3 separate regions of the Mus musculus genome follow, and regions 1 and 2 are each linked to region 3. Evidence: chromatin loops called from intact Hi-C (ENCODE). Cell type or tissue: heart. All regions are shown on one strand. Region 1 overlaps Npas2 (neuronal PAS domain protein 2). Region 2 overlaps Npas2 (neuronal PAS domain protein 2). Region 3 overlaps Npas2 (neuronal PAS domain protein 2).

The links. A loop is a pair of places that touch in the nucleus more often than their neighbours do. Peaks named below come from ENCODE experiments on the same cell type or tissue, not always from the same donor. Only the 100,000 strongest peaks of a DNase experiment are listed, where the experiment ranks them.
Region 1: it touches region 3 in a loop (1.8-fold over the local background); 4 of 42 quality-filtered maps call a loop at or near these places.
Region 2: a loop joins it to region 3, with 2.3 times the contacts of the local background. A loop is called at or near these places in 2 of 42 quality-filtered maps.

What each region holds. Positions count from the first base shown.
Region 1 is chr1:39,226,059-39,234,058 of GRCm38, reverse strand. All of the region lies in intron 1 of Npas2 (neuronal PAS domain protein 2), which reads right to left. Among named protein-coding and RNA genes, the nearest start is that of Npas2, 36 kb to the right of the region's middle. In heart, CTCF peaks have their summits at 3,822 (motif pointing right) and 6,190 (motif pointing right); a DNase peak (open chromatin) is centred at 5,463.
Region 2 is chr1:39,206,591-39,214,590 of GRCm38, reverse strand. All of the region lies in intron 1 of Npas2 (neuronal PAS domain protein 2), which reads right to left. Among named protein-coding and RNA genes, the nearest start is that of Npas2, 16 kb to the right of the region's middle. In heart, CTCF peaks have their summits at 3,463 and 7,462 (motif pointing left); a DNase peak (open chromatin) is centred at 7,520; H3K27me3 peaks cover 670 bases.
Region 3 is chr1:39,281,656-39,289,655 of GRCm38, reverse strand. Npas2 (neuronal PAS domain protein 2) reads right to left here. Exons shown (of 21, transcript NM_008719.2): 3 at 2,040-2,188. Among named protein-coding and RNA genes, the nearest start is that of Rpl31, 82 kb to the left of the region's middle. In heart, no CTCF peak of the experiment used is centred here; DNase peaks (open chromatin) are centred at 1,615 and 4,705; H3K27ac peaks cover 779 bases; H3K27me3 peaks cover 468 bases.

The sequences.
Region 1 (8,000 bases), 56 kb after region 3:
TACTGTGCTGTATTTTGTTTCTATACAGATAGATGTGTGGGCCATAGGGAAGTGACAGCCGTGATTTGTTTAGTGGCATTTTCCTCGTGCCTCAGAAATGGCTTCAGAGTTTTAAAGCCAGGCATGTTATATGTGTCCCAAATTAGGGTTCTCATGGTACTATTTATTCCAAAGAGTTGTTGGCTGATCAAGTGGAACGCAACTTGGAACAGTCGCGATTAAATGTTGCAGTGGCTTCATTTGCAGCCTCTTAGGAATCTCATTATATGACACTATTTTGGAAGATATCGGGACATTTCTGAACAATTTTGGATACACTCCTAATATTTTATCTCACCAGATTGCCAAGGCTTGGAAGGTAAGTTAATTGAACACATGACTGATACAATACCACAAAATGTTGCTCTGACATTCAGATGAGCCCTCTTTCTCAGACACACAAATCCACAAGCTAAGGTCAAGAAAAGGTTTCTCATATACGCTCTGAACTATTTGTCATTCCTGAAAATATCTAATCCCAGCTCACAGTAATCTAAAAAAGTGGTTCTCAACCTTCCTAATGCTGTGACCCTTTAATATATATAGTTCCTCATGTTGTGGTGACCCCCAACCATAGCATTATTCCATTGCTGCTTCATAACTGTAGTTTTGTTACTGTCATGAATCATAATATAAATATCTGTGCTTTCCAGTGGCCCGAAGTGACCCCTGTAAAAGGGTCATTCAACCTACATAGGTGTCATGACCCACAGACCAAGAAACACTGATCTTAACCCACTGACTTCTCACCGAGGCTCTAGCTACTGGTGGGTTCATCATGGTCCCCCACTTCTCTCCAGACTGCAAGCATTCTCATGGCTCTGCGGCTGGTATGATTCTGATCCTAAAAGACTCAGAAATGCCTCAACTCCCATGCATGCTACTGAGAGGTAAGGCCCAGCAGAAGGTCTTCATCTTTGATGGGTGGTGGGCTGGCTTAGTAAGAGCCTAAAAAACTCACTGAGGACATGCTATCAAAGATGAGTATGAGACCCTGGTCTCGTTTTCTGTTGCATCCTGGCCATGAGGTGAGTGGCTTTACTCTACTATGATGGGCTGTAACACCAGAGGCCTCAAAGCAATGAGTATCAGCAATTTCTGGCTGAAATCTCCAGCCAGGAGAATAATAAACCCTCTCTCTTTATAAGTTGATTAGTGACATAAGGCATAAGACAACCAGTCCCAATGGGGTAGGAAGTGTTTTTCTTACGTGTGTAAAATTGTATCCAGCTTAGAACGGGCAATGTATCAGATTAACACTCACTCTGAGCTGAGTGTTTACATTATGGAGGGTACTATGGAACGGTGGGAATGCATCAGCCATCACATTATGAGATAGGATCCAGGGAGTTCCGTATACATCACATATAGAACAGGACCCATTAGAGCTCACAGATGGAAAAGACTAAAATAAAAATGATGGAAATGACAAAGAGATAAAAATATTGGCACAAAAACATTTCCTCGCCATTGTGTGAAATTGGTCTAGCAGTATTTAAACATGCAACTCGTCAGCATCTATAATTTCCCATCCCAGTGCTTAGATAGTAGGACAAAAAATGGAAACACTATTTAAAGTCATTCACATATCATCCTGACCCATTAAAGGCATTTCCGCAGCAGAAGTTACTGATGGGTTTCATATACTGAGAAAAGCAAACAGAGCATCGAACACAGGGTATAGTGTGTGGGTAGTACAGCCAGATAGGAGGTTCTCTGCCTGGCAGTCTCTCCATCTCCCTCTCCTTCCCCTTCCCCTCTTCGCCTCCCCCTCCTCCTCCTCCCCCTCCTCCTCTTTCTCTCTCTCTTCCCCTCTTCCCCCTCAATACAATCAGTAATTGAGAAAAAGGGCTTGAGAGTAGCCACACGGGGTGCTCACCAAACCATCTGACCAATGAACCATCAAGCTGTGGGGAAGCTCAATTTGGCAGCTGTGGTTAGTTTTTTGGACCCTGAATGGCAGACATTAAAGTGACTTTCTGCTCATGCAGCACTTATGTGCTCATGGTGACTGTTCACCATGCTGTGTCAGTCTTGCTGAAAGTTAAACTCTTTTGCTTGCTCTCTTGTTTGGAAGGGGGGGTGCATGCCATTTCCAAGGAGGCTTTTCAGGGTACCAGATCACCCGAACAACTGGGCTCTGCCATCATTTCACACCCCCTCCCCAAGCACCACTACACTGCTCTGTGTGGGTTGTGCTCCCTGATAGAGAAGTGAACCCAAGACCTTGCTCACTGCAGAGGGCTCTGCATAAGCTGTTATGAATGCTGCCAACAGGTAAGGTAAGCAGAGTCCTAAAGAGCTGATGTTTCTAGTATGACGAGGACAGAAGCTGGAGGTACACACAGTGAGTCCATACAAGGAAGATCTCATTTGGAGTGACTGTCACCTGCACCTTTCCACATAAAGCCTTGATTCAAACAAGCACAAGGCCAAAAGGCCTATGCGTGTGGTAAGAGTCGGGTAGGGTTGTCATAACCTACACACAGCTCGGTCCCAGCCACAGCCATACATGGGAGCAGTCCTGGCTACTCACTGGCCATTGTCTACACATCCTACACTGTAGGGGCAGGGTCAGTGGCAGTCTTTGATTTAAAATAAAAATGAAGCCAAGGGACATCAAACACTCCCACTGTAGATCGGCGTCAAGAATGGAATCTGAAAACAACATGATTAACATCAGCTGTTTCTGATTTAGAAGGAAAAGAAATTCAGTAAGCATCACCCCAAAACAAACAAATCTACGTCCACGGAGAGGACAGAACCGGATGCGTGGAAGCCAAATGTCTCTCTTTTAGTCTGAGAAGCGGTCTTATGACTGAACCACTATGTGTTCATGAATGATGTATTGACTCAGTAGCGGTTCTGGCTTTGGTCCTGTGTATTAGTCCATTTTCTGGTGTTATAGCAAAATACCCCCATCTGGATGGTTTATAAAGAAGAGAGAGTTATTCAGCTGAGTTTTGGAATCTGAAAGTCCAAGGTTAGGTGGCCCCATCTATTCAGCATCTAATGAACTATTCCCAGCTAGGTCGCGGTATGAATGACGAGCAGAAAAATGAACCATTTGTCTGCAGATGAAACTAAGCGTGAGAGGTAACTTTGGTTTAAAAAGAAAAGGCAACCGACTCTTGGAAGAGCTGAGTCTCTCCTTGAGGCCATCATGAATTTCCTCCAAGGATAACGTCACCATGACCCAACCACCTTCCACTGTATGTGACTTCCTAAAGGTTCTACAACAACATTACTCTACTGTATTCTAGCATACAGTACTGTGTGTGTGTGGGGGGGCACATTCTAACATATTCAAGCCATAGCACCTTCCTGGATTGAGGTGAATCCTTCTGTCTGTCCACTGAGTTGTGAAAATGCGGTGGTGGTAGTATCTGTTATGGACTTTAATTAATATATTTTTATGTACAGTGGTTGACAAGAGATCCCTGTTTGGAGATTTTAAAAATAGTTTTGTTAGATTTATTTATGTTATTGTCTGGTTATTACTGCTTTGCTTGCTTACATGTATGTAGGGGCACCACATGCAGGTGTGGTGGCCATGGAGGTCAGCTGAATATCCCAGAACTGGAGAACTGGAGTTAGGGAGGCTTGTGAGCTATCATGTGGGTGCTAGGAATTGAATCCAGGTCCCCTGCCACACTAGCAGATACTCTTGACTCTTGAGTCATCTCTTCAGCCCACTGAAGACTCTTTTTTGAATGTATGCATATGTGCATGTCTTTGTGTATTTGTGCACATGAGTGCAGTGCTCAGGGGAGCCAGAAGGGGGCGTTGAATCTTCTAAAGATGGGGTTACAGAGCTGCTGTGAGCCACCTGCAGTGGGCGCTGGAGACAGGGCTTGCGTCCTTTGGAAAAACAGTAAGTGCTCTTGATTACTGAGCCATCCTTCTAGCCTTTGGCATGTTTTACTTTTCAAAGATTTGTATTTACTTTCATTGTGTGGTTATGAGTGGTTCTACCCACACCTATATGGCTGTGTACCATGTACACAGTGCCTTCTGTAGTTACAGAAGGTTGTAAGCCACCATGTAGATGCTGGGAATCAAAAATAGGTCCTCTGGAAGATCAGTTAGTGCTCTTAACGGCTGAACCATCTCTCCAGTCACTCCTGAGTCTGATTCTAATAACTCCACTAGTCTTAATTTTGTTATGTACCTTTGATAGCAAACAGTTTTAATGCTACGTATGAATACACGTATGCATGTGTTCTTAGCACCTGCAGAGGTCACCGAACACACATATGAAATGTGACAAATGCAGCTCGATGCCTTCCCAAGTGTACTGGAGTTAGGTAACCACAGGATGCTACCAGAAACTAATCTATTTATATTCCTCTTTCCTGATAAACACATCAAGGGCTACAGCCAGAAAATAGGCCCCGGGGCTTTAAAATCTGCTGTGAAATGCCAAGTATTTGCCAAGTACTGAATAAAGAAAGCAAAGGGAGTACAACTCTGCAGCACTCGCTATTCAGGAGGAGCTGATTTAAAACCTGGGGGCAAGAAGGCTTGGTCCTTCTTCACAATAAGCAAAAGCCCAGGTTCCTGTGCCCACTGCCCCTCCCATCATGACCTGGCTACCTGCAAGGATCACAGGCCCAAACTAGAAATCTGAATCACTCCTGTCAAAACCTGCTCCTTCCTTCTCTGTATCTCTTGTCTCCACACCCCACTGCTGTTTTCCACCCATCACTGCTCTGCTGGTTTTTTAGCTTTCTACCTACCTTACAGGCGTCTGCATTTTTCTCCTACACCATCACTCTCAGCCCTAGCTTCAGTCCTGCACCCTAGCCAAGCTTCCTAGGAGTCTGTTTCTGTCTTCAACAAATCCTCCGAGGCAGCAACAGTCAAATATTTGAAATACCTCCCTGGCTAGCTACCCTCTAGCTCAGCATCCTCAGGTATACAACTCTTTGCTGAAGGGAGCCAGGCAGGCTCAAGGGCTGGAGCAAGGATAGATTAGAGAAAACTGTATAGGTTCAAAGAGCAACAAGGATGAATCAGAAGTCAGCTGAGAAGGATTCTTACTGTCCAAGGAAGGGGCAAGCAGAGCATCAAAGCTGTAATTATAACTTACAGAACAACACAGGGATCCATCCATACACAGTGACTTAAAGAAGTAGATAGATGGATGGATGGATGGATGGATGGTTATGGTAGACACTGAACTCATTCTTCAAGTGGACTTCCAGTTTATGAAACACGTGAGAGGAAGATGGGATTAGAAATTGACCATTGGGCAATCACTATAGTCATGGTGCTTCAAATAAGAAGTATCAAAGGATACTAGCTAGTGACAAGGTTAAGTGAGAAATAGTGTCTTTATATAGCCTTTGACGCATCAGGAGAGGAGTTCCACGGGAAAACTTGGCAGATACTGCTTCAGTCCGGTGAGCAAAATTATCACCTCCAGCCAGGGCACCAGCCAAGTACATGGTCTTTGAATACACTACAGCCTTCTGATATTCCTGCCGCAAGGACTTTAATCCACTCTAACTCAGCAGCGCACAACAGACAAACCCCAAGCAAAAGCCACCCTATGAAGCAATGACTGGTTACTCTTCCAACTGTTTAGGTCATGAAGAGACTGAAGACAAGATAACAGAATACAAGGTAGATGCTGGACGTTGGATCTCCTAGGGACACGATGGAACATCCCAGTGGGATCTGAGGTCAGAAGCAAATCCTGTCCTAATTTAGCTTTCCATTTTGAGAACCATGCGCAGACACACAGGCTAGCTGCCTGCCCTTAGGCACCATCAGTGGGATCTAATGTCAGATGGTTTAATGAAAATCAGTGACACGGACCTGAATGGAAACCATAAGGTAAATGTGATCCTACATACCGGGGGTTCCCGTGGAGGGTAGAAAGAAGTAAGTTGTCCTGTTCTTGGTTCCTTAAACATGAAAGAATTCAGAACAAAAAATGTTCCCCCGACCAGCTGACCTTGGCCACTGACCCAAAACATCTTTGGCACAAATCACTGAAAGGGACATCAGACTCCTATAACTCAACTGTCCCTTATGTCACTTTTTCTTTCTTTGATAACAACTATTTTAAGTTGTTTTTTTTTTTAAAGCATGTGTATGTGGTTTGTGTACTGAGTGCAGGTAACATTTCAGACCAGAAGAGGGAGTCAGATCCCCTAGAGCTGGACCTAACAGACCGTTGTGAGCTGGGTACTAGGTACATGGTAACTAGGAACTGAACTGGGTCCCTCGGAGGAGCTCATAACCAGTGACTTGTCCCTCCAGACCTTGGAAGGATTATAAACATGTTTTCTTTTCTGCTGGCAAAAGTCTTCTTGCCCCTCTCCACAACTCAAGTCTCAGCTTACATGTTACTTCCTCTGCCCCAGACAGGATCAAGCTTCTCGCCACAGGTAACATTCTACAGTTGTCCATTTAATGTTCCCTCATCCCCACCAGCCGATAAGCCAGTGGGTCTCAACCTGTGGGGTTGTGACCTCTTGTGGGCGTTACATATCAGATAGTTACATTAAAATCCATAACAGCAAAATTACAGTTATGAAGAAGCAACGGGATACGTTTATATCATAGTGACACAAGGAACTACGTTAAGGGGTCTCGGCATTGAGGAGGTCAGCAAGCTGCTGAGAGAGCTCTGGGCTCTGCTTGCTTCCCCCCATCTTCATTTTCCAGGTCCAGGGCCCAATTGCAAGAAGGATCTCACCTTCAGAGACACTCTCACCTGCAGAGACGCGACCGGCTTTCTATTCTTAGATAGTCTTTCCGAGTAAACAAATTGATGTTATTATTTGATTCTTAATACCTGATTTTCCCTAAGACCCTGATCTTGCAATTTGACATTTTCTTTTAAACGAAATATGTAAGTGTTTTGGGAAGATCTTCACAGAGACCAGGGCTGCTATATTTAAACACAAGCACAACTGCAGAACGAGCACGGGCGTCGTGTGAAGTGATGGCCCTTAATGACTTAAAGCAGCCGATGCCAGTAATTAGGACTATTTTCATAGTGCGGAGAAGATGATTTTTGGAAAGTAGAGTAGGGAGTAATTAATTTCACATAATAGTCACACTGGGACCTATTGTGAGCTCTGACATTAATGATGTATTTCTTTTCTGTAATTAATTTTTATGCTCAGTTCTGGGAGCCCTCCACTGACTTCTTCAGAACAGCTCCTCGTTCAACACTCTCAGTTCTCCCAGCCCCATCTACCCTGGCTACTCTCTTTAAAGATAGAGGACACACAGACAACCAGAAAGAGATACCCACCCAGCCAGATTTTAGTCCGGCCAATGCTTTCGCTACTCAGGAAGGTAATTATAGTAATTAATACCAGCAAGGGTGTGTCTTGGAACCTCTGAGCTCCTCTCGGTGGCTGTTGAAGCAGAAGACTGAGAGAGAGGAGCAGTATTTGGCAAAGATAGGGCAGGAGAACTTTATTTCCTTTAGGGGCTCCTGCCATGGTTTTCAATGTAGGCAGTGTTGTGAATGGAAGGTCTGAGTCAGATGGCCTGAGGCTTTTATGGTAAGACAGTGACAGTGAAGACTTCATGGGGAGTACTTGTGAGGGCTGATCTCAGCTGTCACCCTCACCAAAAGTAATGGATGACAATTTCGCTTTGTCCATGTTCTGGAGAAGATTCGTGTAGGGCAGTGTCGGGGGTTCCAAATGTGGGCTGGTGGCTCTCCAAGTAAATGTGCCTATGGTTCCTGCTAGCATCCATGAATGAAGGACTCAGTTGTTATTAGACTCAACATCCACAGATCTTCTGGGAACTTCAGGGCCTTTTGTGCCAGATTATACGTGCTGAAGTACCTGGCTTCTTGAACTGAACTGGTAGCAGAGTTTGTATTTATATGTGTGTGTGTGTGTGTGTGTGTGTGTGTGTGTGTGTGTATGCACATACACATAGTATGTGTGTATGTGTATATACATATGTGTATGTATGTGTATGTG
Region 2 (8,000 bases), 75 kb after region 3:
CAGAAGCCCCAAATGGCCAGGACTTGACAAGACTCAAGATGGCCGATGAGCTGGTTTGGGTTCCCGTTTCTAATGTAAGACCAACTGGATAAACCCAAGCGTATACTCCAAACTCATCACTCAGCTGGCTCCTTCCAGTTAGCCCTATCCCAGCTCCAACTATCTAGCTCTTCTGAGCTAGTCATTTCCATTCAAGGAACACACTGAAACCTTTCCTTTCTTTCACTATAAACTTCTCCTATCTCTGTCTGGTACGGAGTCACCGTGTGGGTGGGGATGGTGGCCTTTCTGCAGTGACAGGTAATAATTCTCCTGCCCTTCTCACTTGGGAGTCTTCCTCTACTCCAAGGGGACAAGGTCTCTCTTGCCTTTCTAACTCTCACCTCTTTAGATATCCAAAAGCCCTGAGGGCAATTTAACAAATTCCCAAAGCTCCTCTTCTCTCTCTTTCAGGTAGGGTGAGTGACCCATCTGGAAATTGAGGCTGAACAGGCACCCATGTACAGTCTGAACGACCAGAGGTGCCTCAAGCGCATCTGAGGGTATGGTATCAATTGGCAAGGTGCTAGCTGAGCCAAATTGCCACCATCTTCATGAGATCAATGGTGCCTCTTTGTGAGAACCCATCTTTGTTAGATTGGTGCTGAGGACTGTCGGCATCCCCTACTAGGAGGAGGCATAAACAGGGCATTGAACCCACATCTAAGTATCCAGCTGCCTCCCTCAGACATTGGTTGTTTTGTTCTGTTTTGCAATTCTGCTCCAATTGCATGCAGCCTGGGGTCTCTGGGAAGGGCTAGTGGATACAAGGTTGGGAAGACCTGGGAGAGGGGGTGTCACCTAGGAAGCTATTAGGGAGCCATTATCTATTCTGGGTGAAAACTTGCCAGTGTAACTGTTCTAGGCGTCTGTCACATGTTCCTGCCAGTAACCTGCACCCAGGATCTGTATAACCCAAAGAATCCAATGGTTTCCCCACTTAAACTGTGTGGTAGGCTTGTAATTTGGTTCATCATCAGGACATTAGGAGGGGTTGGTGAATGTTGTTTACATATCCCCTAAGTAAGGAATCCTTGAGAAAGTAAGGGGGGGGCTGCTAATACTCAGAGTTTGTCTCAATTGTACAATGATTACTGTGGGTTTTGTTTTTTTTTTTTTAACTGCCGATGTACCGCAGGGTCTTAAACCGTACAGGTGTAAAGCCAGCAGGGAATGTGCAGGGACTTCCCATAACCACAGGCGACCTTAGCACACCTAGAGGTTGAATAAGCAAAGGTGGACATTTATATCTCAAAGCAGGTCTCAGGTAGCTCGGGTTGGCCTCAAACTCGCCACTGAGCTGAGGGTGACCTTGAGCATGAAGCACGATCCTCCTGCCTCCACCTCTCAAGTGGTTTGATTACAGGCGTGTGCCAACATGCCGGGTTTATCTCACCCAGGGGATTAGACCCAGGACTTGGTGTTTGCTGGGCAAACATTCTATTCACTGAGCTACATCCCTAGGGATGGTAGTGGGGAGCTGTAGAGAGGGTAATGGCATGCTACAGGTGAAATGAAGAGGAAATTTAAAAAGTAAGGAGGGGGTCTTAGTTGGGGATAGGCTAGAGGTATATAAAAGGATAGAAAAGAGGTGGGGTTTGAAAACCACTAAGAATGCTTGATCTATGAATATAATACTGATCTATTAAATGAAATTACACCACTTGGGAAGATAGTAATTCCCCCAAACCACAGACTATTTAACAAAATTCCATTACCAGGCATGAGAAAACTTTCAAGTTGTCGGTCTACAAAGCCCCAGAGACTCCCAGAACAATAGTCTGTTGCTATTGACCCTGGTGGCCTCTCAGAAGTTTAAGGTAAGTCCCTATTGCTGAAGACACAATAGATGTTAGACAAAGGACTCAGAGGATCTGAATGGAACTCATTGGCAAGCCTCCTCTGCAGGACTGGCTTTCATAGTACCAGAAGGTGATGTGCAAGCTGCCACAGGAGGAACACAATGGATAGTCCTACCCAGCTATGGCCAGGATGGCAAGGTATCCCTAAAGGTGCAAGAGCAGGCTTCTAGCTTGAGTGTAACCAGTGCCTGTCTAATTGGATCAAGGAGAATTTCATTTCTGGTGCTGTAAACCTAGCCAACTCTTCATGCCCAGTGAGGCCATGAATCTTAGAGGAGAAGGTACTACTGACACTTCCCTAAGCCAGCATCATTCCTAACTGTGTTCTAAATTCTCATCCTTATGTCTACAGGGAAGTGTGGTTCTCATCCCTCGTCGCTTCTGGTTATAGTAGCAGGAGAACACTAATGAGAGTCACAGCCAATTAAAAGGCAGAGAGCACTGACCTGGGGCTGCCCAGATGCAAGTGATACGTCTACAATGTAACTCCTGCAACTAAGGCTCAGGCAACATCCCAGAAAGGGGGAACAATCGGAAGAGCCAGAGGACCAGGAGGTCTGCTGTGAGTCTGTGCTTTGTAACTACAACAGGAAAGCTCCACTCAGGAAATCTCAACCGCAGGGCTGCCTGAACAAGACCGGAACAATCCCAATGCTGGTTGGCATCTCCAGCACAGACAGGGAGATCTTGCAGGGCCCCACTCCTAGATGGAGAGCCACAGAAAATTAAGGACTGCTTAGAGATGGGAAATGAGTCTCTGCCAGGAACAGGGCCCCTGATTGGTCGATTCGCCAGCATCTACAGGTGTATGAAATCTCCAGATGAGGCTGATCTACTTGGAATGACAGGAGAGAGACACCAGCGTTCACCCATTCCTCTCAGAAACAGCTTAGGGCCCAGTCACCTAATTGAACTGGAGGTTTCTATAAAAGGATCTAGGTGGACTGTATATATAAAAAATGTGCCGGGTGTCTCTGTTGAAAGAAGAACAGGCCATAGGGAACCTCATGGATAGTGACATTGTTTCACTGTAGATGATTTGATGGGTGGGGATTAGGTGTGGATCATTTCCCAAACACTCCAGATACAACCCCAACATCTGCCTGCATCACCTCAGAGAGTCCTCAGAAGAGCACGAGGAACCGGGTCGAACGATGACACCCATTTTACAGAGCAAGAAAGGACTCATCAGATGTGAGTAACTTTCCAAGATGCAGATCTGGCAGGAAGTGGACCTGAGATTTAACTTCAGGCAGCAGGTTCAAAGTACTGCATGAGCCATGGCTACTTGCACATCCTCCTGGGCTTACAGTGTCCGACATGGAAATGGGTTCAGAGTATCAGCTGCCACTGGCCCATGTGACCATCTTGGTGGATATGTTTTTAAATACCCCTGCCTCACAACCAAGGAACTTGTGACTCAACAGGCTTCCATGTTCTCTGAAACATGGAGTATTTGACTGCAGAAGCCAATCCCCAAAGCCTTGAGAAGTTCAGGTCCTGTATTTTCAGACAGCCCGTGGGCAGGGTTGCCGACATACGGTGCCCGGAGTGTGCAGCAGCAGCCCACAGAGGGCAGTATTGGAGGGGTTTAGAAGCCCACAGTCCAGTGGGTGGTAGAGAGATGCAGAAACTGGCAACCTTACAACAGAAATATACGTCTTGCCATGGAATAGACATGTGGGATGGGGGGTGGGGGTGGGGTCTGTGTAACCCCAGAGGATAGAATCTAGCCCCTCAGGGAAGGCAGGTGAGGGTAGAAATAAGCATGTTCAAGGTAGACGTCACACATAGGCAAAGGCTCAGTTGAGAAGGAGCCAAATGCCAGCAGTACTTGCTGTTCACATAAAACAGCAAGCACAAGCCCCCAGCCACGGATGAGAAGGAATAGCACACTTAGCAAGTGCTGATCAGGGGGTGGCTTTACACGGCCCTAAATTCCTTAAAAAGAGATGATGGTGTAATTTGAGCAAACAGAAGTTCTTATAAGTTGTGTTTTCAGAAGAAGCTGAGCATACGCATTCTTTAAAAGATGTGCAAGTCTTTTTAATTGACACAATAATAATTGTGCCTAGACAGGACATGGGTGTGCTACTCCAAGGATCAGATCGTGGCCACTAGAATGACTTTCAATGCCGATCCCTGGAACACATTTCTTTATGTTACAAACACTTATACTGGCAGTTCTGAAGTAGTCTGTCAACTGGTATCGATCACAATTATCCTCCTGTGCAGGACATCAGAGGTCCTCCTTCCCGTCCCACGGTTCTCCAGATAGAGCCATGACTTTCTTTGATACTTGTAAAAACACTGCCAATAAAAATGCAATGTTTGCCTAAAACCCAGAACCGTAGCTAGGTGTAACAGCGTGGACTGTGACGGCCAGGGCGACTCGCAAGAGAACAGCATACACATACATTAGAGCTCAAGGATCTAAATGAGTTAGCCACCCCGCCAGAATCCAAATGAGTTCAGGGCTTCTTAGGGTACTACAATCTACCCTAGAACACTGGGAAATTCTAGAAGAGTGCGTCTCAACCCTGCATGACCCAGGTGCCCGAGAGCAACCTAAGTCACTAGACATAACAAAGGACTGTGGAGGCTGATAAAGCTTCATGCAGGTGTGCAAAGGTGTTCTTGGTTTCCATTATTTATCTTGGGGGGAAAAAAAAACTAAGCAATGTCTTTTGTTCCCCAAGCCACCTGATTCTCTCATGCTCTTTATGCAATCCTGTGGTATTTCTGACTAAATACTCCCCTCTCTGGAAAAGAAGAGAAACACCCCATGTGAATCTAGTTACCTCTTTCCCCTGGCAGCTGTGGCTCAGAGGCCCACTTTGAATGTGGACATAGCTGTTGCACTGTGAGTAAGGAAGGCACTGATGCCAGGATGCTGAAACATCTCTGGCTGTGGACTGGTTAGGAAGCACTCACATGGTACAGCCACCCCTGTATCAACATCCTCAGAGGCCCTGTATTGAAAGCATGCTAGCACTTGGAGCTAGCAGTGGACTCTTAAAGAGGTAAGGCCTAGTGAGTGAAAGTTGGGGCTTTTCCTGAAGCGGACTATGGAATTCCAGCCTCTTGTTTCTCTCTTGGTTTCCTGGTCATGAGATGAATAACCAGACCCATCACATGATTCTACCATGTGTCACAGTAAGCCCCCAAACAGGGGAATCAGTCATGGACTGGAACCTTCAGAACTGATCCAACATAAACTTTTCATATTTGTTGTCTCAGGGTTTTGTTATAGTAAAAGCAAGTTGGAAAACACGCTTGCCTTGCCTTATTGAAACTCTGAGGTACTCTTGAATCATTAACTCAACACATTGTTTCATGGTTGACCCTTAAAAACTCAACCTTCTGTATCACACCATTGGTCTACAAAGCAACTTGTCTACTCTTTGTCAGACTGTCTGTCTATGTATCTATGTATCTATCTGTGTATGTATATAAGTATCTATCTATGTATCTATCATCTATGTATCTATGAATCTGTCTGTATATGTATGTATATATCTATGCACCTGTCATCTACCTATGTATCTACCTATCTACATATCTATGTATCTATGTCTGTTTGTCTGTCTGTCTATCTGTCTCTGTGTGTGTATCTATCCACTTATCCATCTTTCTGCAGTGCTTGGACCAAATCTATGGGCTTTGTAAATGCTAGACCTGTGTTCCACTATTGAGCCATATCTTTCACTTGGCTTGTCACCTTTTCTATGTGACACTTTTCCTTAATTAATTTTATTGTTGATTTCTTAGAGCTTTAAAACTATATATGCAAGCATCCTTGTTTTGTGCCCTTTCACATGCAGCCTGAAATAATTCTGACAGATGTTACTAAAGAGTTCTGAAGGAAAAAAACAGAAATTTCTTGAGCTCCTTCTAGGGAGGTGCTGAGTGGCTAACTTAAACACTTTGTTAAGCAAGATTGCAGGGATAAACTTGATGGTGTGTGTTCGTATGGATGTCAGACATAAGACAAGCCAAGTTATCTTGATGTTTACAGATTTTCTTTGTTTTCAAAATTGGTGGTGGCAAAAAGGTAGACAAATATGTAACAGATCTAGTAGAGTCTCTGTTGCTCTCAGACAGGAAGATATACCTCTGTCTGCAGTTGCCAAAGCCGTCAGAGCAGAAAGAGGGCTGGAGCCTCCTGTTCTACCCTTAGTAAAATAAGTAGATCTCCGCAGAGGTATTCCTCCAGACTTAAATTAAGAAACAACCTGGAAAAGATGACTCCTGTCACTGGAGAGTTGGCTCAGTCGGTAAGAGTGCGTATTGCTCTTCCAGGACACCAGAGGTCAGTCCCCAGCACCCATGTCAGCTGGGTGTGGGGCTCACAACTGCCTGAAACCTGGCTCCAGGAGATCTGACCCCTTCTTTTGACCTTCACAGGCACCTGCACGTCCATGCACACATGCCCACACAGACACAGAGACTGTGCCAGTCTCTGAAAATTCTGTTACTGAAAGGCCTATAACGCTTTGGTTCTATTTCCTGTTGTATTACACCAAATGCTGCGGTTTGCATTGATGCGTGAGGGGTTATGTTTCACCACAACCCAAGCGACTTCTAGGAGACACTTCTAGAAAGTTCTCCACAGTTGTCTGGGTACCTGGGATACAGCTCAGGTGAAAGGTCAGTTTGCAAATGTCTTAGTTAGGGTTTTACTACTGTGAACAGACAGCATGACCAAGGCAACTCTTATAAGGACAACATTTAATGAGGGCTGGCTTACAGGTTCAGAGGTTCAGTCCATTATCATCATGTCAGGAAGCAAGGCAGCATCCAGACAGGCCTGGGCAGGAAGAGCTGAGAGTGCTACATCTTGTTCTGAAGGCAAACAGAAGACTGTCTCTCAGGCAGCTAGGACCAGGATCTTGAAGCCCATGCAGTGACACACCTACTCCAACAAGGCCACATCTCCTAATGGTGCCATGCTCTGGACCGCACATATGCAAACCACCACAACAAACATGGTACCCAAGGTAGCTCCCACTTTTCTTTTCTTTCTTTCTTTCTTTTTTTTTTTTTCCAGTGACTTTACGGCTGAGCCTGGCTTGAGGAAGTTGTATCTGACTCTGGGAAAATGAGGAGTGACAGAATGGGCGTCCTGATTGAACAGAGAAATGATCTGAAAAGCAGGTTAGCTACTCAAAGATGGCAAGAAACAGAATAATGATCATGCCCTAAAAAGGTTTTCCTGCAAGCGTTGGCTCTTTTGTACCCTTTCCCACACAGCCTCCTCCTCCTCCTCAGGGCTGAATGGCATATGGACACCAAATTGCCCACCCCCAGCAGTGCACAATTACCACACATTTGAGAAAAGCGCTTAAGCCAAAGAAGGCGTACTTCCAAGGCTTGATTGGTTCTAGACACAGTCTCTATCTTCTTGGAGGTGGCATTTCAGTAAAAAAAAAAAAGGTAAATAAACCCCGGCTACTCTATTTTTGGTCCTTTTTAAATAAAGGGCTACAATTCGAGCTGTGACTCTACTGAGGTGAGTCATCTCATCTCTGGGGCCTCCACACTGCCACCTAGAGACTGTCACAGAGTCAAAGGACAGTCAGATGTGTGTGGAGGTGATAACAGCGACCTCCCTGTGGGCTCCGCCTCTCCCGGGTAATCCCCTGAGCTAGTGATAGTCTCCTTGAATCACTGCTAAAGGACAAATGATAAGGAGACACCCAGAAAAGGGTATGAAGCTAAGCCTGTTCTGCCATGAGCCCGAGGACTCCTGAAAGTTGCTAAGATAAACTCCAGCCGGACAGGGGAACACATCCTGGTGTCTTCTTGCACAGAGTGTGTGACGAGGCAGTGTGGAATTCTTTTCGAAAGTGCCTGTGCATTTGTGCATGTGCATGCGCACATTGTATGAGTGTGTGTTTGTGCAGATGACCACAGAAGAGGGTGGAGCTAGAATTGGTTGTGAGCCACCCAGTGTGAGTGCTGGCCAGAGTAGTGGGTACTCTTAACCACTGGCTGTCTCTCCAGCCTTGAAAAGCCATCTAATCCTCTAGACAGCTAGAAGAGAGAATTTTGAATGTTCTCCTCACAAGGAGAAGTGTTTCAGATGACGGCTAAGCT
Region 3 (8,000 bases):
GGGACTCTGTCTGCAAAAAAGATGCAAAGAATCTGAATAATGAGACCTGAGATTGTTCTCTGGCCTATACATGATGCACATACATGCACACACACATGCATGCCTGCACACATATGCACACATGCATAAGTGCATACACTGACAAATTAGGACTCTTTTTTTTTGAGCTGGCATAAACAGACTCTAGCACACTTTTGGGGAGCCACTCCCAAAGATTCTGGTATATCCATCCATGGAGTGGTTTTATCCTAGCTCCTTAGGTGGTTCTCATGGGCAGCCAAGGCTGAGAAGCAATAGTCTGAGTGGATACACTAACTCAGAGCTACAGTGCAGCCATGACAGATCCATGGAGCCCCATCCATTACATGACTGAGAGAACAGTAGAAGGTGACTTAAGATCAGGGCTCCATAGACAGGCTGCTGGATTTAAAGTCAATGCCTTCCTGGCTGTCTGATTCAGGTTGATTAACCTCCCAAGTTTCTACCCCACAGGACTCTGAGTAAGGTGCTGTTGTGAAGTCTAGAGGCAATGACAGGAATGGTGGCTTTCTGGGAACCCTGCAGTAACGCAGAAAGCAACTCACCATTCCACTCTGTTGCCCGCGCCTGTGGGGTTCACCTGTACTCGGGAGACATGTAAAGTGGCTATATTGTTTTTTAATATATATATATACATATATATATATATATATTTGCTTTAAGCCACATTTTGGTGCAAGCATCAAAATGAAATTTTCTGCATGAAATTTGCTATGGAGCTTTCCCCTTCTTCCAAATGGGGATTCTCAGAAACCTGTGTGAGTCTGCAGATACTCTGACTGTATGTAGGCAGGTGGGGCAGGAAAGCAGGAAGGCAGGAAGGCAGGCCTCCTCGGCTTGTGAAAAGGGAAGGCTGGAGAGGTAGGTGCTCCTGGTGTCAGGAAGCAGCAGTGCTGTGGATCTGGCCTTCCTGGGCCAGATTAGAGAATTTGGTAACTCCACAGTGGACCAAGAGCAACATAAATGTCAGGCCGATGAACTTGATTCCAGCTGCCCTATTTAACAGCTGTCCTGCTTCTGTGGCACTGACCTAGTTTGAGTAATTTGCACAAAATATCTTGGCAATCAAACCACCTGCTATTTCACTTGGCTAAAACGTTACTTAGGAAATAAAAGCACTCTGATTAAATGATCACAGTGATGACTATTGCAACTCTGCTTGTGTGGTCTTCCCCAGACTCTTAAAAAAAAAGATTTAGTTATTTATTTTATGTATATGAGTATACTGTAGCTGTCTTCAGACACACGGGAAGAGGGCATCGGATCCTATTATGGTTGCAAGCCACCATGTAGTTGCTGGAAATTGAACTCAGAACCTCTGGAAAAGCAGTCAGTGCTCTTAACCACTGAGCTATCTCTCCTGCCCTTCCCCAGACTATTTATTTTTGTCACTGTTGCACTTGGATACTGTTCAAAGCCAGTGGCACCCTAAGTGTGAGATCTGCATACAGGGAAAAAAAGCACCGGGGGGGGGGGTGGGGGGTGGGGAGGAATACAGTCTGCGGAAGACATGCATTCCTGGATAGCGTCACGTGGTAATGTCAAGTGACAGGACAGAATCTGCCAGTGACAGGGGAGGAGGGCCATGAGTGACCTGCATGATTTCAGCTGACTAAAATCCCCATGGACACACAGCTTCAAGTGTGTAGTCAGAACAGATGTCACATTTGGGGAAAGACAGAGAGGGGCAGGTCCTGGATGAGTTCCAGGGGATTATGACAATGACAAACTCATGGTGAATGCCACTTGTGCAGGCTGTGGGCTCTTGAGGCCCTCCTAAGGCTGATAAAGCATTTTTGGGGAATAGCTGTCTTCCCCCCAACCTGCTAGGCATGGGGCTTTTGGGGCATGTCCAGAGCCTTTGGAGGAGAGCCCATGAGGGATGAGGGTGACCTTCCTAATGGTGGGCTCATGGGGATTGCCTGCCTGATGGACTCATCACCTGCAGGAAGGGTAGGGCGGGACAGAGATGCCAAGAAGCACGAGCGCACGGCCTTTACCATTGTGTTTCTGCAAGAATCCGATGACCTTCTCCAGCACGGTGGTTTTGTCCATTTTCCGAGTGTTACCAGGGAGCATGGAGCTGAGCTCTTTGATGAGAACATTGAACTGGTCCCGACGCTTCTTCTCAGACTTATTTCGAGAGGCTCTGGGAACACACAAGGCACAGGTTAACTAGAACACTCCACGTCACGAAGGCTTTGTCATGCCGCAGAGGTTCCTTCTCTCTCAGGGTGTTTTCTACGGAGAGCACCAGATCCAAAAAGTCTCTCGTGGAGGTAACGTTGGCCACATTTTGGAGCTGAGTAATGGGGCAAGAAACATGTTTTGCTAGACTTTTGGCCACAGAGACAGACAGCATTAATAATAAGCAAGGTCTGACTCACATACAAAACCTTACATAGCTTAGCGCCATTGCCAGACACCGCCTCTCTAACTTTGTAGAGCTTTAAGCTCCAGGAAGAAAATTGCACGCTGTTTACCTAGATTTATCCTCAGAGTCCCTGGTGAGGCTTCAACCCTATTTCCTCCAGTCCAGGGCATTCAGCCTTATGCCACCCATGCGGCGTGGTGGGGGTTCCTGGCTGTGCCACTCAGTCATACATATGTCCTGGCCCTTGCCCCAAGAGCCATCATCCTGTGAGTGAGGTGACGATGTCTCAGCACAACCTGTGAGCCGTGCAGATCTAGGGTGACATATGACAGACACTGATGCTGTCCTATTTGTCAGGCAGCTGTGAGCACGGAAAAACAGAACACTCACTACTCAACAAGACAGGAGAGTAACTCAGAGGTACATCACTAAGTTGAAGAAACCAGTGTGCTATAGCCTGGTACTGTGTGAACCCCAACTATATGACATTCTGGAAAAGGAGAAGCTACAGAAATGGTAAAGCAACCATGGGTCACCATGGCTCATAGAAAGGGATGTATGGGCACAGCACAGAGAGTATTGAGGGCAGTGACATCACTGTGGCTGAGTCCAGCATGGCAGGCACATGCCACACACTTCTGCCATATGCAACACCAAGAGGGAACCACAATGTTAACAGAGGAGATCATGACATGCCAAGGAGTCTCATCAACTGTAACTGATGGGCATATCACTAAGTGGGTCACGTACAGCAGGGAGATCTGTGTGTATGCGGGACAGGAACTGTAAGGGAAATCTTCATATCTCTCACTCAGGTATTCTGTGATCCTTAAATTGCTCTCCAAGATGAAGCCTACTTTCATAAGGACATTCCACACTGGCTGTCTGTAGAAGAGATGAGAGCTAGGCTGCTCAGGTTGGGACCTTTGAGGATTCTCAGACTTTGAAGGGATTAGAAGAGGGGATCTGGTCATTGGCACTGGCCTAACAAGAGGAATAAGGAACACGTGATAGAGAGATGCACCCCGCAAATTCTCAGGAAGCAGCCCAGCTATGGAGCCTTGATCCCGGTGACATCCGAGAGTCCCTTCATCAGCAATCCAGTGTGGCACTAGAGAGAAGGCTCAACACTTCAGAGCACTGGCTCTTCTTCCAGTGCATCCAGTTTGGATTTCCAGCACCTACACAGCAACTCACAACCAGTTGTAACTCCAGTCCCAGGAGATCTGATACCCTCTCCTGGCCTCTGTGGGTACTAGGAACTTTAGCAGTGCACAGAGATATGCGTGATCAATAGCCATGCACATAAAAGGAATAGAAAACTGCCAGCAACCTATTCTGGGGTGACCCATGGCCAGGAAAGCTGCCCTATCCCTCCTCCCAAGTATACCCACAATGAACTTTTTACAGAGAGCCAGCTGATGGGCACAGAAACCATGTACACATGGTCTGCCTGCTGGTCCAGGCACCTGGAGAGTCACAGTTCCTAGGCTATTGATTGGTCAGTGTGTGGCCAGGACAGAAGTTTCTGGTGGACAGTGGCTTACCTCTCTTGGGGCAGGTATTCAACTGTACAAGTTATCAGTACCAACGTTCCCCCAAGTAGTCCCCCAGAAACAAAAGAACACACCCTACATAGACACCACCACAGTTGCTGTTTGCTTCAAGTATCTACAACACATCAACAGCCACTCATAGACCAGTTACCCTGGTTCTGTCTCTGGTAGGGTTATTCCCTGACCAGATCTAAGCAATTCTCCGAAGCTCATCTCCACTGCACAATCTCCTCAGCTTTTCTAAGAGACCTTTTGTTCTTCCAACGCCTCCCTCCTTCTCTCCTGCTCTTGGGTTTTGGATTAAGGGATTCCCGTAGAGGTCTCATTTCTGACCAGGCCACACTTTTCTTCTTGTCACAGACTGAGATATGGAGGCCCCTTCACTGCTAGCTCAGGGTAAAAGGCCCAGTGTTCAAATGCATGAGATAGAAAAAAGGAATGCTTTTCATTTTCTGACTGGCTGACTCTGTATTATAAATCATTTTTTAGCCTAGATTTTAAAGAGTGACACACAACCTCCTCAGCCAAAAAAAGCCCTGCTCTTGTCCTAGTTTGCTGTTATAAATGATTTGCGAGCCGATAACACTCGGCTCGTCATTGCTCCGCTCTTGTCTTCAATGGGTGTAATGACGATGAGCGTGGCCTGGCGAAGGATCCGATAGAGGCTCTTATCATTAGTGACAGGAACACAAGCTTGTTTCCGTTGGCCTCCGCCTGGGATGCACTGTGGTGCACCCTGGAAATCGGTCAATGTCAGCTGGATCTGCAGCTCTGAGGCGAGAGAAAGCCAAGAGCCTGGGATGACCTTGTTTCCAGTAATGAGCACCGCTCATGCTAAGAATCTGGAACAACAGGTCGGATGACACCGGGACACTTGGCCTCTGGAATTTTGAAAGGCATCACATTTGCATGCCATGAAATATATGCATTTAAAGTACGCTGTTTGGTGACTTTTTATAATTGTTGACTGAAACCAACACAAGAGAGACAGCAGCTTCGTCTTAGGGGATTTTTCCAAGCCTCTTGTTTTTGTTTTCTCCCAAGCGCAGCCACTCAGTTTGGCATTTTCTTGAATTTCCCATAAATGGAATTCTAAAAGTCTTGGACCTTCATTTGCAACAGCTTTTGAGACTTCACCACATCGGCGTGCAGATTGACAGTTCTACCTTCAGCTCACAGGTATTCCATTGTATAGCCATATCACCTTTCGGATATCTCCAGTTTGGGTGAATTATGAACTGGGAGTAGGGAGGTGGCTCAGTGAGTAAAGACCTTGCTGCCAAGCCTGGTAAGCCGAGGTTGATTCCCAAGACCCATATGATGGAGTGGAAGAGCTGACTCCCACAAGCTGTCCTCTGGCCTCATGCATGTACATACTCACATAGTATGCTGTAATAATACATGCAATCCGTCTTAGCGTTTTACTGCTGTGAGCAGACACCATGGCCAAGGAAACTCTTATAAGGACAACATTTAATTGGGGCTGGCTTACAGTTTCAGAGGTTCAGTCCATTATCATCAAGGTATGAACATGGTAGCATCCAGGCAGGCATGGTGCAGGAGGAGCTGAGAGTTTTACATCTTCATCTGAAGGATGCTAGTGGAACACTCACTTCCAGGCTGCTAGGACGAGGGTCTTAAAGGTCACACCTACAATGACATACCTACTCCAACAAGGCCACACCTACTCCAACAGGGCCACATCTAATAGTGCTGCTCCCTAGGCCAAGCATATAAAAATCATCACACAATAATAATAATAAAATAATAATCAAAGAACACTGTCTGGGCATAGCAGTGTGCATCTGTAATGCCAGTACTCGGGACACTCAGATGGATAAGTTTCAGGCCAGCCTGGGTTTCATAGCAAAACACCAAAACAAAATAATCCCAGACAGGCAGGCAGGCAGGCAGGCAGGCAGGCAGGCAGACGGGTGGACAAGCAAACACACACACACACAGACACACACACACACACACACACACACACACACACACACACACACACACACACGTCCCCTAGCCCCACACCCCAATGTAGCAGAAACATACAAGACTTTAAGATTCACTCTCTTGGGCCAATGCAGAAGCACAGAGCTGCTGAGTCACTTGGTAGACATGCGTTAACCGAGACACCACAATATTGCCACGTGAAGTTGGCTCCAGCTGTTTCCCATCTCTATCGGGAACAGATGAGATTCCCGCTTGCCCCCATCTTTGCCAATACTTGGGAGTGTCAAGTTTCTACCACTGTTGGATGATTTGATTGTGGCTTGTGTTTGCCTTTTTCTGGTGACACTGAACATCTTTCTGTATGCTTTATGTCATTCATGTGTCTTCTTTAGGAGGGCGTTTATTCAATTCTGCCTTTATAAACAATTGTGTCATCTTACTGGGGGTGGGATGGGTAGAGGGATCCAGAGAAAGAGAGTGTGTGTGTGAGAGAGAGACAGACAGAGAGGAGACAGCAGATAGGAGGACACAGCACAGGTCTCTGTGTTAACACACATCCTTAGGAACCGCAGTCTTTGATTTTTGAATGCAGCTCCCAGGATACCTTTTGTAAAATGTCCATCGGACATCTTGGGGAGTTTGAGTAAGGTTGCCTAGGCCTCATCTGCAGGATACTGACTAGGAGGTTCTATGTAGTTCCTTACATACAGCTGCATGCTGCATAATGTTTCCATGAACAATAGACACACTCAACGTGGGCACGTAAGAGCTTAACAGAGTAGGAAAATCATGGTTGCTTTGATCTTACATCACAGTTCAATGCATTACTCGTGTGAGTATGACAACACTGGTTGTTGACACACCTACTGTGCACTGGTGTTAACACACCTACTGAGCACTCAATCATCTACAAGCACAGCACATATAACCATGTGTAGGAACTAATACTGGTGAAAACCATAATTGGCGATGTCATCGGCTTGTGTACTCACTACATTGTAAATGATCATGGAGGCTCACACCCCCACTACTGAGTGTGCTGACAGACAACAGTGCACATGTTACGTCAGTAGCAACAGCTTCACACTCTGTGGAGTTTCTTGATGACATCATTTTCTCCTGTGCTTGATTCCACCTCATATTTTTTGTTTATTGTAGTCCCAAGGGTAGTAGAATATCACACACACACACACACACACACACACACACACACACATGCACAGATACATGCACAAACACATTCATACACACAGACACACACAGAAATATACTACACACACACATACACACATACACACAGATACACAGACAGGCAGCCCCCCCCCCTCCAACACTAGCCTGGGTGTGCAGTAGGACATGTCATCTGAGTTTGTATGGTATAGTCTATGATGCTTGCAGAGACAGAAATCACCATATAATTCATTTCTGGGAGTCTGTTTCTGTCAGTAAGTGGCACCCGGCCATGTTGCTTTTCTCATCCTTTCAATGGTCCTATGAGGTAGGTACCATTCTTATATGTTTTCCAGGTGAAGAAGCCAAAGCACTGAAAGAGACCATGTGACTTATCACCATTACACAGTGGGACAGCTGCAATGCAGGCTGGCTTAGACATCACTCCTGCCCCTTGCTGTAGCTTCCCCAAGTCACGTGGCATCATCTTCTAAGAAGCCACATACCCAGTATTCTGGGAGCCCAGAGTCAAGTGTGACTAATGCTGATGGCTTAGTTTTCATTCATACCACAGGAATGAAACCCACACTCTACAGAAAACAGCGTCTCACAAGTCTTTTCCCCTTAGAGACAGGACAGCATAGAAAATGGAGAACAGAGTCGGACGCCAGCCCCAGGGCCTCAAGGAGTAGCCTTTCCGTTGCTGCGGTCAATATGATTGGTGTTGGTGTTCAGCTAGCATTTCCCTGATCTCCTTCAAACAGTTAGGATGGTCTTTCCCTGCCCTGAAAGTCAGTGGCCAGTCACACTGTGGCTCCTTAGACATGGAAATGGAGACACAAATAGCAAGGGGTCTGTTTCCAGTCAGAGGCTCAAGGTCCCTTCAGAACTGCTGGGTCCTGCCTTGG